3 separate regions of the Mus musculus genome follow, and regions 2 and 3 are each linked to region 1. Evidence: chromatin contacts called from ENCODE Hi-C or POLR2A ChIA-PET data. All regions are on one chromosome and are shown on one strand. Each heading gives the region's core, a stretch centred on a gene start or an enhancer-like site at or near the end of the contact. The rest is flanking DNA. Distances are from core to core; before and after follow the strand shown. Region 1 holds the start of Sema4b (sema domain, immunoglobulin domain (Ig), transmembrane domain (TM) and short cytoplasmic domain, (semaphorin) 4B). Region 2 holds the start of Ngrn (neugrin, neurite outgrowth associated). Region 3 has its middle 6.0 kb from the start of Gm45202.

What was found. Hi-C counts contacts between places; a loop is a spot of excess contacts on that map. ChIA-PET counts read pairs that join two places held with the same protein, here RNA polymerase II (POLR2A).
Region 2: POLR2A ChIA-PET joins it to region 1 with 30 read pairs in embryonic stem cell. The contact joins the promoter of Ngrn here to the promoter of Sema4b in region 1. POLR2A ChIA-PET finds 5 or more read pairs at or near these places in 4 of 5 experiments (Patski and embryonic stem cell).
Region 3: a map of CH12.LX shows a loop between it and region 1 (2.0-fold over the local background). The contact joins the enhancer-like site here to the promoter of Sema4b in region 1. A Hi-C loop is called at or near these places in 7 of 37 maps with a recorded cell type or tissue (CH12.LX, T-helper 1 cell, T-helper 2 cell and 2 more). POLR2A ChIA-PET finds 5 or more read pairs at or near these places in 4 of 5 experiments (Patski and embryonic stem cell).

The regions. Positions count from the first base shown.
Region 1 is chr7:80,196,320-80,200,201 of GRCm38, reverse strand. Sema4b (sema domain, immunoglobulin domain (Ig), transmembrane domain (TM) and short cytoplasmic domain, (semaphorin) 4B) reads right to left here and starts at 1,614. Exons shown (of 14, transcript NM_001360135.2): 1 at 1,432-1,614. The coding sequence starts at 1,549.
Region 2 is chr7:80,259,452-80,263,333 of GRCm38, reverse strand. Ngrn (neugrin, neurite outgrowth associated) reads right to left here and starts at 2,119. Exons shown (of 3, transcript NM_031375.4): 1 at 1,911-2,119; 2 at 1,403-1,513. The coding sequence starts at 2,074. It overlaps Ttll13 (tubulin tyrosine ligase-like family, member 13), which reads right to left. Exons shown (of 15, transcript NM_177765.3): 14 at 3,641-3,882; 15 at 2,513-3,005. The coding sequence ends at 2,809.
Region 3 is chr7:80,159,008-80,162,889 of GRCm38, reverse strand. No RefSeq gene overlaps it. Among named protein-coding and RNA genes, the nearest start is that of Gm45202, 6.0 kb to the right of the region's middle. Within about 2 kb of position 1,834, at least 1 of the 3 ENCODE cell types and tissues checked has a DNase peak (open chromatin) inside an H3K27ac peak, as active enhancers do; it is heart, where a contact is called at or near this core.

The DNA.
Region 1 (3,882 bases), core at 365-2,864:
ACACAAGCTAAGTAAGTGTTTTAAAGTGGCAGAGCATCAGTCCTGGGTTCCGATTTCAGTCATTTCTCACTTCAAGAACAGAACTCCCAAGGAGCAGCAGTGAACTCTAGAACCATCCCCACCCACAGCGAACCACCCAGTTCCATGCAGGAGTGGTCCGAGTTTAACATAACAAGAATGACAGCAAACACCCGCTGAGAGGTTTCTGTACCAAGCCCTATCCTAAGGACTTTGCAACTGGTAATGAGCTGCGCCTTGAGCAAGGCGCTAATATCCCATTTTACAGATGAAGAAATCAAGGCACAGAGAAGTTGTTTACTTAAGGTCATGTGGGAACTAAGTGGCTGAGACAGGATTTGAACTTGAGCTACCAACAATGTTTTGGATAAGGGACTGAGATCCTGTTAGGGGCCTTAACTGAAGAGCTGATTCTATCCTTTTGCAAATGGGATGCTTTTAGGGGTGGGGATGCAAATATGGAGTAGGAAGTCTGGTAGAGTTTTAGTCTGTAACCTCTAATTTATGCACTAACTCACAGTGACAGTTTGCAATTTAGAGGGGTTTGGCCAAACATTGTCTGTTGGCACCTATGTGCCTGATGCCCTCCGAATGCACCAAGTTTTATGAATTTCCCAAGATGACTTTGCAAGGTATCTAAGCCTGAGGCGACTTTGCAGGGGAGGAAGCTGGAGTGCGGGCAGTAGGAAGTACTTACTGGGCTAAGTCCCTAGAATTCCAAACGTTGAGGTTCCCTGGAAAAGGTTCAGGGGCGATCAGACTAAGGGAAGTAAAGAATGAGTGGAGGATTGGAAACACAGGCAGCCAGGGGCAGCTGTAAACCACCAAAAAAGGAATGTGGCCCACCAGGGTGATACCCTCAGGCCCCTCTAGACAGGGTACAGATGGGTCTTCGCAATGTCAGTTTCCAAGTCCCTGTGTTTGGAGTAGGGGGTGAATTCTCCAGGTCGATCAGTCAGAGATGGGCCGGCAGGGAGGAAAGACCTGGCACCCACCCGCCAAACTCCAGGCTCTGCTGTGGCTGACTGAGAATATCATAAGCCCAGAGTTTATAGCACGGCCAGCAGCAGTGCCCTCAGCCCCGTGCCGTTGGTGGCTCCAAGGCTGACTCTGGTCAGCATCAAAGACAAGTAAATGAGTAGGCAGGATGGCTGGCACCTGAGGCCCCTAGTGCCGAGTGTGCTCCCTCCGAGCAAGAGCAGCTGCAACCGAGCAAGAAAGCGGCCCTCTCCAAGTCCAGATAGAAAATGGAAGAAAAGGGCTCTCAGCTCCCTAGCTTTCCCTCCTCTTTCGCTTTGACCACAACTGCTTTCCTGGTCCTAGTGGACCTCAACCTCTCCTTTGTCGTGGCCACCCCACCAAGCATCTCGTTGCCCGCGCTCCCCTCCTTCTGCCGCGCCCCATAGCACTTACCCAGCGGCACACTGATCCGGGGGCCGAGCGCCCGCGTAGTCGTCGTCCGCAGCAGCAGCAGTAGCAGCAGCAGCAGCAGCGCGCGCCGCAGGACAGCGGAGCGGCTCGCCCGGCCCATCGCGGCGCGTGGAGCTCGGACCGCAGCAGGCAGCGGCGTCCTCCTCCGGCTCAGGTTGCTCAAGTGGAATCGCAGGCTGGAGCCCCGCCCCGCGGTTCGGCCCGGAGTCCTTCCCTCGGCCTCCGCCTCTGGACCTGGGGGTGGGCGGCAGGGAAGGTGGTCACGTGGGCCGCCGCACCGTAGGCTCCCTCTGCCCAGTGCTGCGGGTGAAAGCCCCGCGCTCTCGCCGCAGGGAGGAGGGCGCGGAGCAGGAAGTCGACGGGTAGGCGGGCCTCCTAGCTGGTCCTTGCCCAGCTCTTTCCCCTTCCTCCTTCCTGGGCGCTGAAGTACGAGGGGCGCTGGATCGAGTCACCCGACTTGGGGCACTGGGGGGGAGGGGGAGCGGAGCAGAGCCTGGGGACCTGAAGCCCGGAGACCGAGGAGCTCGCAAAGCCGCACGGACCCGCCCTCCTTCCGGCTCCCGGGAACCCTGCCCCACATGCCCCCTACCTACCCCCACCCCCGCTCTGGGAGCTGTGCAGACTCTGAGACGGAGACTGGTAGCTTTCCAGTCTTACTTCCGCGAGAGGTCTATGCATGGTCTAGAATCTAGATACTCTGCTCGGTTGTCCATGCTTAGAATTCTGTCCACGCGAAGCCCGGGGCCGGCGCAGAATCAGTTCAAGTGGGATAATTAGGATTTCACGGACTGCACTGCCAAAGAGGCTAGACCTTCCCCCCCACAACCAGCACGTGGCTGAGCATAGGAAAGGATTCCCTAAGGCTGGAATGAGACGCCAGAGGTATCCACCCGCAGGTACCCCAATCTGAAGTCAATTTGGTGGAGCCACAGCAAAGGAATAGAGGGAAATAAAGAGGGGGAGATCAACAAAGACATCAAGGTTTTGGAAACCCGTTTCAGCTTTTCCTAGGTGAATGGATAAAATTAAAAACTTAAAAATATGTGTTCATTGTTCTTGTGGCAATGAAACCACTTCCCCCAGACTTTTCTGCAGTTGTCGAAGCTACACTGCACTCGCTGCTGCCCATGTGTGCCCATGTGGGCAGTTCCAGAGCCACATCTTTCTACTCTCCTCCCCACCCCCACAGGCAGGTGGCAGTCAGAGCAGACAAGCTCTTGGATGGTCTCAGGTCTTCTTTCTTACATCCAGACTTCCCCATGCTCCACAACTCCTGTACTGTCACCACCCTGACATCCTTCTACAGTCTCGTGTCTTTTCTCATATGCCACATGTCCAATTGCACTGGTTAACCCATCATCTGAAATGTACTGTTTCTGCTCTAACTGCTGCTTCCTTTCCTCCTGTTAATCTCTTCTCAAACACAGTAGACAGAGTCTACTCCACAAGCTGTGACCTCTGACCTGTGTGTTTGTGTGTGTAACATAAAATATATATGCAGGCAAAACACCAATGCACATGAAATAAATAGCACTTTAAATACTGTTTCAAGGTCAGGCCTGTAGCCCAGGCCTTTAATCCCATCAACCTGGGAGTCAGAAGCAGGAAGATCTCTTGAGTTTTACAGAGCCAGTTCCAGGACAGCAAGGCTACACAGAGATATCCTGTCTAAAAAAAAAAATTTTTTTTTACATGTATCTGTCAGTGTGAGGGTTTGAGACTCCCTGGAACTGGAGTTCCTGACTCCAGTTATGAAGATGCTGGGAGGGCTGGTGAGATGGCTCAGTGGGTAAGAGCACCCGACTGCTCTTCTGAAGGTCCTGAGTTCAAATCCCAGCAACCACATGGTGGCTCACAACCATCCATAACGAGATCTGACTCCCTCTTCTGGAGTGTCTGAAGACAGCTACAGTGTACTTACATATAATAAATAAATAAATAAATAAATAAATAAATAAAAGAAGATGCTGGGAATTGAACCCGGGGCCTCCAGAAGAGCAGCCAGCGCTCTTATTGCTGAGCCATCACTCCAGCCTCAGATTCATTTATCTTATCTGTCTGGCTGTCTTTATTTATGATACCAGGTTTCTCCGTGTAGTCTTGACTGTCCTGGAACTCCTGTAGACCAGGCTAGCCTTGAACTCACAAAAATCCTCCTTCCTCTGACCCCCACCCCCACCCCCCAAGTACTGGGACTAAAAGCATGTACCACCACTGCCCGGCTGAAAATAAATTTCTAAAGTCAGCTGGAAATGGTGGTATTTAATTCTAGCACTTGGCAGGTGAAGGGCGGGTAGGATCAGGAATCCAAGGCAGCCTCAGGTACATAACAAGCTTGAGGCCAATCGAGGCTATGTGAAACTCTGTCTCAGACAACAACAAACCGAAAACAGAACTTAAATAAATACATACATAAATAAAATGAAAGTCTAG
Region 2 (3,882 bases), core at 870-3,369, 63 kb before region 1:
CCTTCTAGCGCCAGGGGTATGCCGTGTTTCTGCTTCTCATTTCAGCACTGCTACAATTACAAGAGCATGCCACCACATCAGGCTTTTTCCATGGGTAATGGGGAACCAAATTGAGATCCCCATTTTGCCAGTCAAGTTACTAACTGAGCTATCGCCCCCAAGCTCCTAAAAGCGGAGGAAAGAAAAAAAACCTTAATACTTAAAAGAAAATTCTTTTTAAAAAAAATATTTAAGCCGGGTGATTAAAGGCACACGCCTTTAATCCCAGCACAGAGAAACCTTGTCTCAAAAAAAAAAAAAAAAAGAAAAAAAACCAAGGGGGCTGGTGAGATGGCTCAGTGGGTAAGAGCACCCAACTGCTCTTCTGAAGGTCCGAAGTTCAAATCCCAGCAACCACATGGTGGCTCACAACCATCTGTAATGAGATCTGATGCCCTCTTCTGGTGCATCTGAAGACAGCTACAGTGTACTTACATATAATAAATAAATAAGAAATCTTAAAAAAACAAAAAACAAATTTTTATTTATTTTATGAGTGCACTGTATCTGTCTTCAGACATACCAGAAGAGGGCATCAGATCCCATTACAGATGGTTGTAAGTCATCATGTGGTTGCTGGGAATTGAACTCAGGACTTTTTTTTTTTTTTTGAGACAGGGTTTCTCTGTGTAGCCCTGGCTGTCCTGGAACTCACTCTGTAGACCAGGCTGGCCTCGAACTCAGAAATCTGCCTGCCTCTGCCTCCCAAGTGCTGGGACTAAAGGCATGCGCCACCATGTCCAGCTAACTCAGGACCTTTTGAATAGCAGTCAGTGCTCTTAGCCACTGAGCCACTGAGCCATCTTTCCAGCCCCCTTAAAGAAAATTCGTTTCAGACGCCTTTCAAGTAAGAGTAGTGACTCATACACAGTGTAATCCCTGAACTTGGGAGGCAGAGTCAGAATTGCCCCAAGAATTCCAGGCTAACCTGGTCTACAGAGCGGTCTTGTCAATAAATAAACAAATACATAAATAAAATAAAAATCCAGGAGCGTTGGTACATACTTTTAATCTCAATTACAAAACTCAGATGGCAGAGGCAGGAAGACAAGAGTTCAAAGCTATCCTTGTCTACAGTGTCCTGGAGGTCAGCTGGCTACATGAGGTTGCCTCAAAAGAAGAGCTTTCCAAACTTCAATCAACTGTCCATAATGTACCTACCAAGCTAGGTATGTCCTTAGGAGGTGATGACCTCAGTGGACCATAAGCAAGTCCCTGTGCTGATCCCAGCATCGCAAAACAAACAAAATTCTGGACAGGTTTAGGAAGTTCCTTATTATGACGCTTTCTATTTTAAAGGCAATAATACTAAATACTTAAAATCCCCCAAAAGGTAAATCCCATTTTGTAAGCAACGTCTCACCGGATCTGCTCCATGGCTTCCCACGTCAGTGTTCTGGGTGGTGCACCTGGAGCCTCCATTTGCCTTCGTATTTTCTGGAATCGCATTGCTTTTTTCTGACGTTTCAAAGCGCTGGGGGAAAGAACCAATGGCAAAAGCCGAGCTTGGAAGCAAGACTAGTGTTTCAAAAAGCATCCAACTAAATCTTGGAGAGCTCAGCCCTCTCGTCTGACCGCATGTCTGCCAGGTTAAAGCACTCTGGGTGCACTGCCCCCAGAAACCTAACACCTACAGCACCTGAACGTAAGCATGCCGAACTCTCTAACGGGTGATGAAACACGTCACTAAGCAACGGGACCTAGGGTGTCAAGGGAGCTGATCACTTGCCCCTGTGCCCTAGACAACGGATGAGAAGAAACTAGAGCCTGTGCAGACGCGGCTGCCGGACGCCCGGAGCTGGGGGGGGGCGCATGGAACGCCGGGGCGCGAAGCCTAACTCCAGGCTGAGGGCTCGCCACGAAGCAGGTACCTCTCCACCTCCTGGAGCTCCCGCTCCTCCGGCTCCCAGTCGGAATCGGGGTCCGGCTCGCAGCTGACAGAACCCGGGCCCGCCATGACCTGGGACGCGAACCCACAGCGAGCGAGAGAGGTGCGGACACGACCGCCCAAAAAGAGGCTCAGAGAGAGCGCCATTGCGACGCGAGGTGGTATCTACAGCTCGCGACCGGAAAGCACCGGAAGTGGGAGGGCGAACCCGGAAGCAGAAAGGAATAACCGGAAGTTAGACGGTATCCTACGCTTTTCGTTTCCTGGGTGGGCGGGGGCTGTCCTTGTATTGTCCAGTTACCCACCCTTTCCTGCTGATTTTGGTTTTGTGGTGCTGGGGAGCCAAGCTAGGGCCTTGTACATGCTAGGCAAGCTACTGCCACTGAGCTATCTCCCTAGCCATTAAAAAGGAAAAAATGTTTGAAACGGTCTAAATTGTCCTAGCCTTAAATTCATCATCTTGTCTCAACTTCCTAAGTAATTGGAACTACAGGCCTTAGTCACCAGGCTGGGCTGGGCGTCCCTGCTGTAACTATGAGAAGAGCTTGCCTCAGACGGGAGGATCGAAAGGAGGTACAGCACGCGCCTGGAAAACGACATAAACTTTAATAAAAAGACGGGTTCAGTTGCCCAGAGCCGCCCCTCTGGCACAGGCTGCCCAGGCCTGCCTGATTCTGCCACTGTGGCAGGAAGGGCGTACCCTCAGCAATCTTCTGATGGCGACTACACCGTAGTCGCTTTTGACTCCTCCGGGAAAGGAATTCCTTGTTGCCCAGTGACCTCCAGCCCCAAGCCATACCCAGGGTTCAGACCCATCGCTTAGGGATAAACTCAGCCTAAGGCTTGGTGAGCAGCGATGCATACAAGCTGGCCTTAGCTCTTCATCTTTTAGTCTTTACCGATCCCCAAAGAATCTTAGAATGTTGAAGAACTCTTGGTGTCTCCGTGTTTTTTGCCTTTTGCAAACAAAGGTCCTGGCCAGAGCTTTTCAATCTGGAACTTGTTGGCAGTCTTTCAATTAGCAAAGATTGAAGACCATTTGCTGTTTTGGTTGAGTGCTGGGCTTTCCTTCTTTTACCTGTGTTGGATGATGTTGAGGAGTGGGCTGGAATGCTGCAGTACTGGTGCAGAGGCAGGGCATAGGGGAAGATCCCCAGCCTTGCTTCCTCTGTGTTCAGAGTTTACCATGGAGGGCAAGGTGCAGCATTCAGTCCATGAGCCATTTTCCTGTCTTTTGGGCTGCAGAAGATAGCCCTGCCTTGGGGTTAGAGTGGGTGGCACTGATCCTGACAGGGCTCTGTTTATGGCTTCTAGCCTTCTGCTGGCTTGGCCTTCTGCAGTAGAGACATGGACCCCCACTAAGTTGTAGTACCCACAAAAGAGATGTTCTCACCTCTTTCCCATCTGTGCTCCAGTAACACACAAGACTGGCATCCCATGCTTCCCTCTAGCATCTCTACCACACTGGATCTTAATTAGCCTGTTTACATGTCCATTTCCCTGTTAACCTTGGTTGAGGGCTGGAATTGGTCTGTCATCTCTATCACCAGGGTCACTAGATAGAAGCAAGTAAATAAACGGGTCCACTGCCTTCCCCCCATGCCTATACTACCAGGAATGCCACTTTGTATCCTAGGAGCAGCCCAGCTGTAACATTTGCTACTAGGAATTTACACCAGTCAAAAGTGACCAAGGCTATTTTTGAATACTTACGGCTAGTGAGCCTGACTCTAGAGCTGGAAATATAGTGCCTCCCAGATTTCTTCATTGACAATGAACAGGGGCCCGTGGCTGCTGAATCTCCTATCCAGTTGAAGTTCTTGGGCTGAAGATGGTACCGGGAATGCTGTGCAATTGCGGGATTGATGCTTGATAGCGGCCCTAAGATCCTGGGGATCAACTCGTGGGGCCGAAGTGGTTGCAGGAAATGAGGAGGGATCTGCTCTGAGGCAGCC
Region 3 (3,882 bases), core at 585-3,084, 38 kb after region 1:
GACTAATAGGTTTGCTTCTTTTGAGACAGGGTCTCACTCTGCAGCCCAGGCTAGACTAAATCTCACTATATAGCCCAGGCTGGTCTAAAACCCATGACAATCCTATTCCGATTCCCAATCACTGGAGCTAAAGGCGTGAATTGTCATACAGAGCTGTGACTGCCTTCCCCCCTTGTCTCCTTCATGTCCTTTAGCCGCTGCGGAGCTCTCCCCCTCTCTCCAGTTTGTCTTGATTACAAACCAGCAAAAGGAGCCAGGCGGTGGTGGCAGGTAGACACCTTTGATCCCAGCCCTTGGGAGGCAGAGGCAGGTGGATCTCTGAGTTTGAGGTCAGTCTGGTCTATAGAGGGAGTTCCAGGATAGCCAGGGCTACGCAGAAAAACCCTCCGTCCCCCCCAAAAAGGAAAGGTCTGCAGAAGGAATTTTGTTCCCCAAGTTTTATAGTGGGTTTGCTTTCCTTTGGGTTTGAAACAGGGTCTCTTTATGTGGTCTATACCGGTCTTGAACTTATGATCTTTCTGCCTCGGCCTTCTGACTCCTGAGATTACAGGTGTGTTCCACCCCGCCAGATTTACATCTAATCGGGTGTTATAAGTTATCTGGAGACAATCTCAAGTATGTGAGCATATGTGTGCAAGTGCTGTACAAATACTCCGTATTTTATGTAATCGGCTTGAGAGTCTGCAGATTTCTGTGTCCAAGGGAGTCTGGGAGGCAGTCTCTTCTCAGACCCTTAAGGCTGCCTTTTTTTCTTTAATCTATTAAAAAAACATGTTTTAGCTCAGAAAAGTTCAGGCCAGAATACTTATTCCTCTTCAAGTCATTCTAAATATATTAGTTCTATATTGTGACCTGATGGAAAGTGGCTTTAACGTGTGGACTGTTCTTCAGTTACTCGTATGTCTGGCTTGCTATCCTGGGAATGGCTTCCTAACTCCTGACCCTTGGTTACCTGAGGCCAGTAGTAACCAGTGGCCAGGGGGCTTGGGTAAGTTCTATAAGCCTCTGGGTGCTTCCATTTTCTTATGTGTGAAGTGGAGTTTATGATCCAGCCCTACCTGTCTAACAGAGCTACTATGAGGCACTGATGAGACTCCTCCTGTGAAAGTGATTTGGAAACCCAGGTTCACACCCACAAAGCTTTCATGTCATGGCTCCAGGCCCCTGCCCACAGCGTTGGAGACGAGGGGGTCAGCATTAAAACTAGATTCCGGGTGGAGACTACAGAGATCTGCAAGTATCTGGATACCTATGCTGCCAGGCACTGCTGAGGCACCAGAGATAACAAAGAACAGAGAAGCAGACATTGATGAGCTGAGATTCCCGGGAGAGGGCAGGCAGCAGCCGGAAGGCTAGCTGGGCTTTGGGTGGGCACAGCTGGCACTGCCACAATTGTTGAGCATGAACATGGACCCTCGGCAAGCATGGAGAGTGAGGAGCATCAGACAGGTGGCTTTGCTGGTGCCTGCCTTGTAACCCCCGCACTCAGAAGGCAGAGGCAGAGGCAGAGGCAGAGGCAGAGGCAGAGCAGGCTGATCTCTGAGTTCGAGGCCAGGTTGGTCTACAGAGTTCCAGGACAGCCAGGGCTGCACAGAGAAACCCTGTCTCAAAAATAAATAAATAAATTAAAAAGTAAGTAAATAAAAGAGGTTAACACCCAAGAACTCGCTTGAGCGGCGTAGCGAGAAGGACAGCCGCAGGAAGACCTGGGGCACCAAGTGTTCCGGAGAAGGGGACAGAGAGTAAAAAAAATCCCAGGGCATGTGACCACTCTGACCACGTGAGCATGGTGCAGACTGATGGCTAGGAGCCCATTAGGGTGGGGCAGGGGTAGAGATTGGGGGCAGGGAGCAGGCTGGGACTTGCAGCAGGCTTGAAGGACCTTTCAGATTTGAGCGAGTTTGTGCTCCACTGGGGTTGGAAGTTTCCTTTCCTGGAGGCTTTGTGCAGAACATAAGGGAATTTGCCAGCCTGGCACAGTCATTAGCCACAACCACACTCAACCCTCCAACTAAACAGTAGGAAAACCAAGCCACACAGAGCCTGGCTGGCTTGCCCTAGGGCACCCTCATGCTCCATTCTCCAGCTGGCATTGAAGCATCATCTCTGATTCCAGCCGCAGAGCCCTGGTCTCTAGCTCCAAAGCCAATCCCCAGAGTCTTCCCAAGGCCACTGAGCAGAAAGGAGAACCTGCAAGGGTTCTTCTATGCCCCAGGACCTCCTGCTTCAACCAATGAGACTGATCCCAGAAAGGAAGTACATGGTCCAAGCTGGATCCTGCCCTGTGTTCCCAAGCCTAGCCCTCAGCCCTCAGTTGGCAGAGGCAGGGGCACGGAAGAAGGGTGAATTCCCTGAGCCTGAGCATGAGCAATCTGAGCAGGAAACTGGCCTCCAGCCAGCCACGCATTGGCCATCTGAGCACCTGGAGTCTTTGTTCCCTTGATTCCACTGTAAACTTTCCCAGGCACCTGCACCGAGTTTTAGGAGCAGCTGGGCGGGCAAAGGGGCTCCCACGGGATCTGGTTCTCTTGCAACAAGGAGTGGCCAACTCATGACCCCGTGGGAGGTCTCATGCTATAATGTCAACAATACCAACACCAGCCATGCACTGATGGGATCAAGCCGGTCATTTTCTGAAGCCTCCTAACACACCCAAGGCAGGTGTCGTGATCACCCCCATTTCACAGATTAGGAAATGGAGCTGTAAACAGGTTAGGTGACCAATCCAAGGTCATGAGGTGCAAAGAACTGAAAATATAATAGATTCTGGAACCGGTGTGTCTTAGCCCTGTGACCTTGGGCAAGGCATTTAAACTTCATCTGATTCTTGGAGCTAGAGGCATGGCTCAGTTGGTCAATTGCTTAGCCAGCATGCCAGGAAGCCCCAGCTTCCATCTCTGACACCCTAGAAACCAAGTGTGTTATCCACACATGCCCGTAATCTCAGCTCAGGAGGAGCCACCAATAGCAGTAGTTCAAGTCCATCCTCAACTACTTAGTAAAGTCAAGACCAGCCTGGGCCACTTAAGACCTAGTGTTATAAGCAAGTGACTGGGGGCTGGAGAGATGGCTCAGTGGTTAAGGACACTGGCTTTTCATTCAGAGGACCTGGGTTAGATTCCCAGCAGAGGACATGGTAGCCTGAAACCTTCTAAAATTCCAGTTTCAGGGCATCTGATACTCTCTTCTGGCCTCCATGGGCACCAGGTATACATGTGGCACACAGTTACACATGCAGGCAAAACATGCATACATATAAACTAAATAAATGTTGAAAACAAACAATAACAAAAACCTTCAACTGATTCTGACTTCTGAAAACTACTATGTGGATCAAATGTGTGGTCTGGGCCTGCGGCTCACTGGCTTGTGGCTTACTGGCTGGGCCCATGCCTAACTGCAAGGTAATGGTCTCTATGCTCAATGCTTGGCTTGATACAAGGAAAGGCTTAGCTCACACATATCCATCTGGTCCTCCTTACCATTCCCATAGGAGCACTGTGACTTTGGGCACAATGCCAAGCAAACCTGGGCCTCAGTTTCCCCATCGGGCATATAAATATAGTACTATGATCTGCCAAGACTGGTTGAAATACTGATGCCACAACGATGAGGCCATCTGAGAAAGTGACATTTACAGTTTTACATCTGCGATCTCAAAATTGTCCTTTCTGCTTTCTATCAAAATAAACAAAGGAACACCAATAGAAAAGACAGTCTTAGTAATTGCTCATTTAAGACAAAAAAAAAAAAAAAAAAAAACAAGACAAAAGACAACCAGTGTTATACTACTGGGTTTGAAGGATTTTCTCAGAAGAAAAAGCAGAAGTGACAGCTCAAGTCGTCCCCTGACTGCTAGGATTCTCTCTAGCTCCACACCCT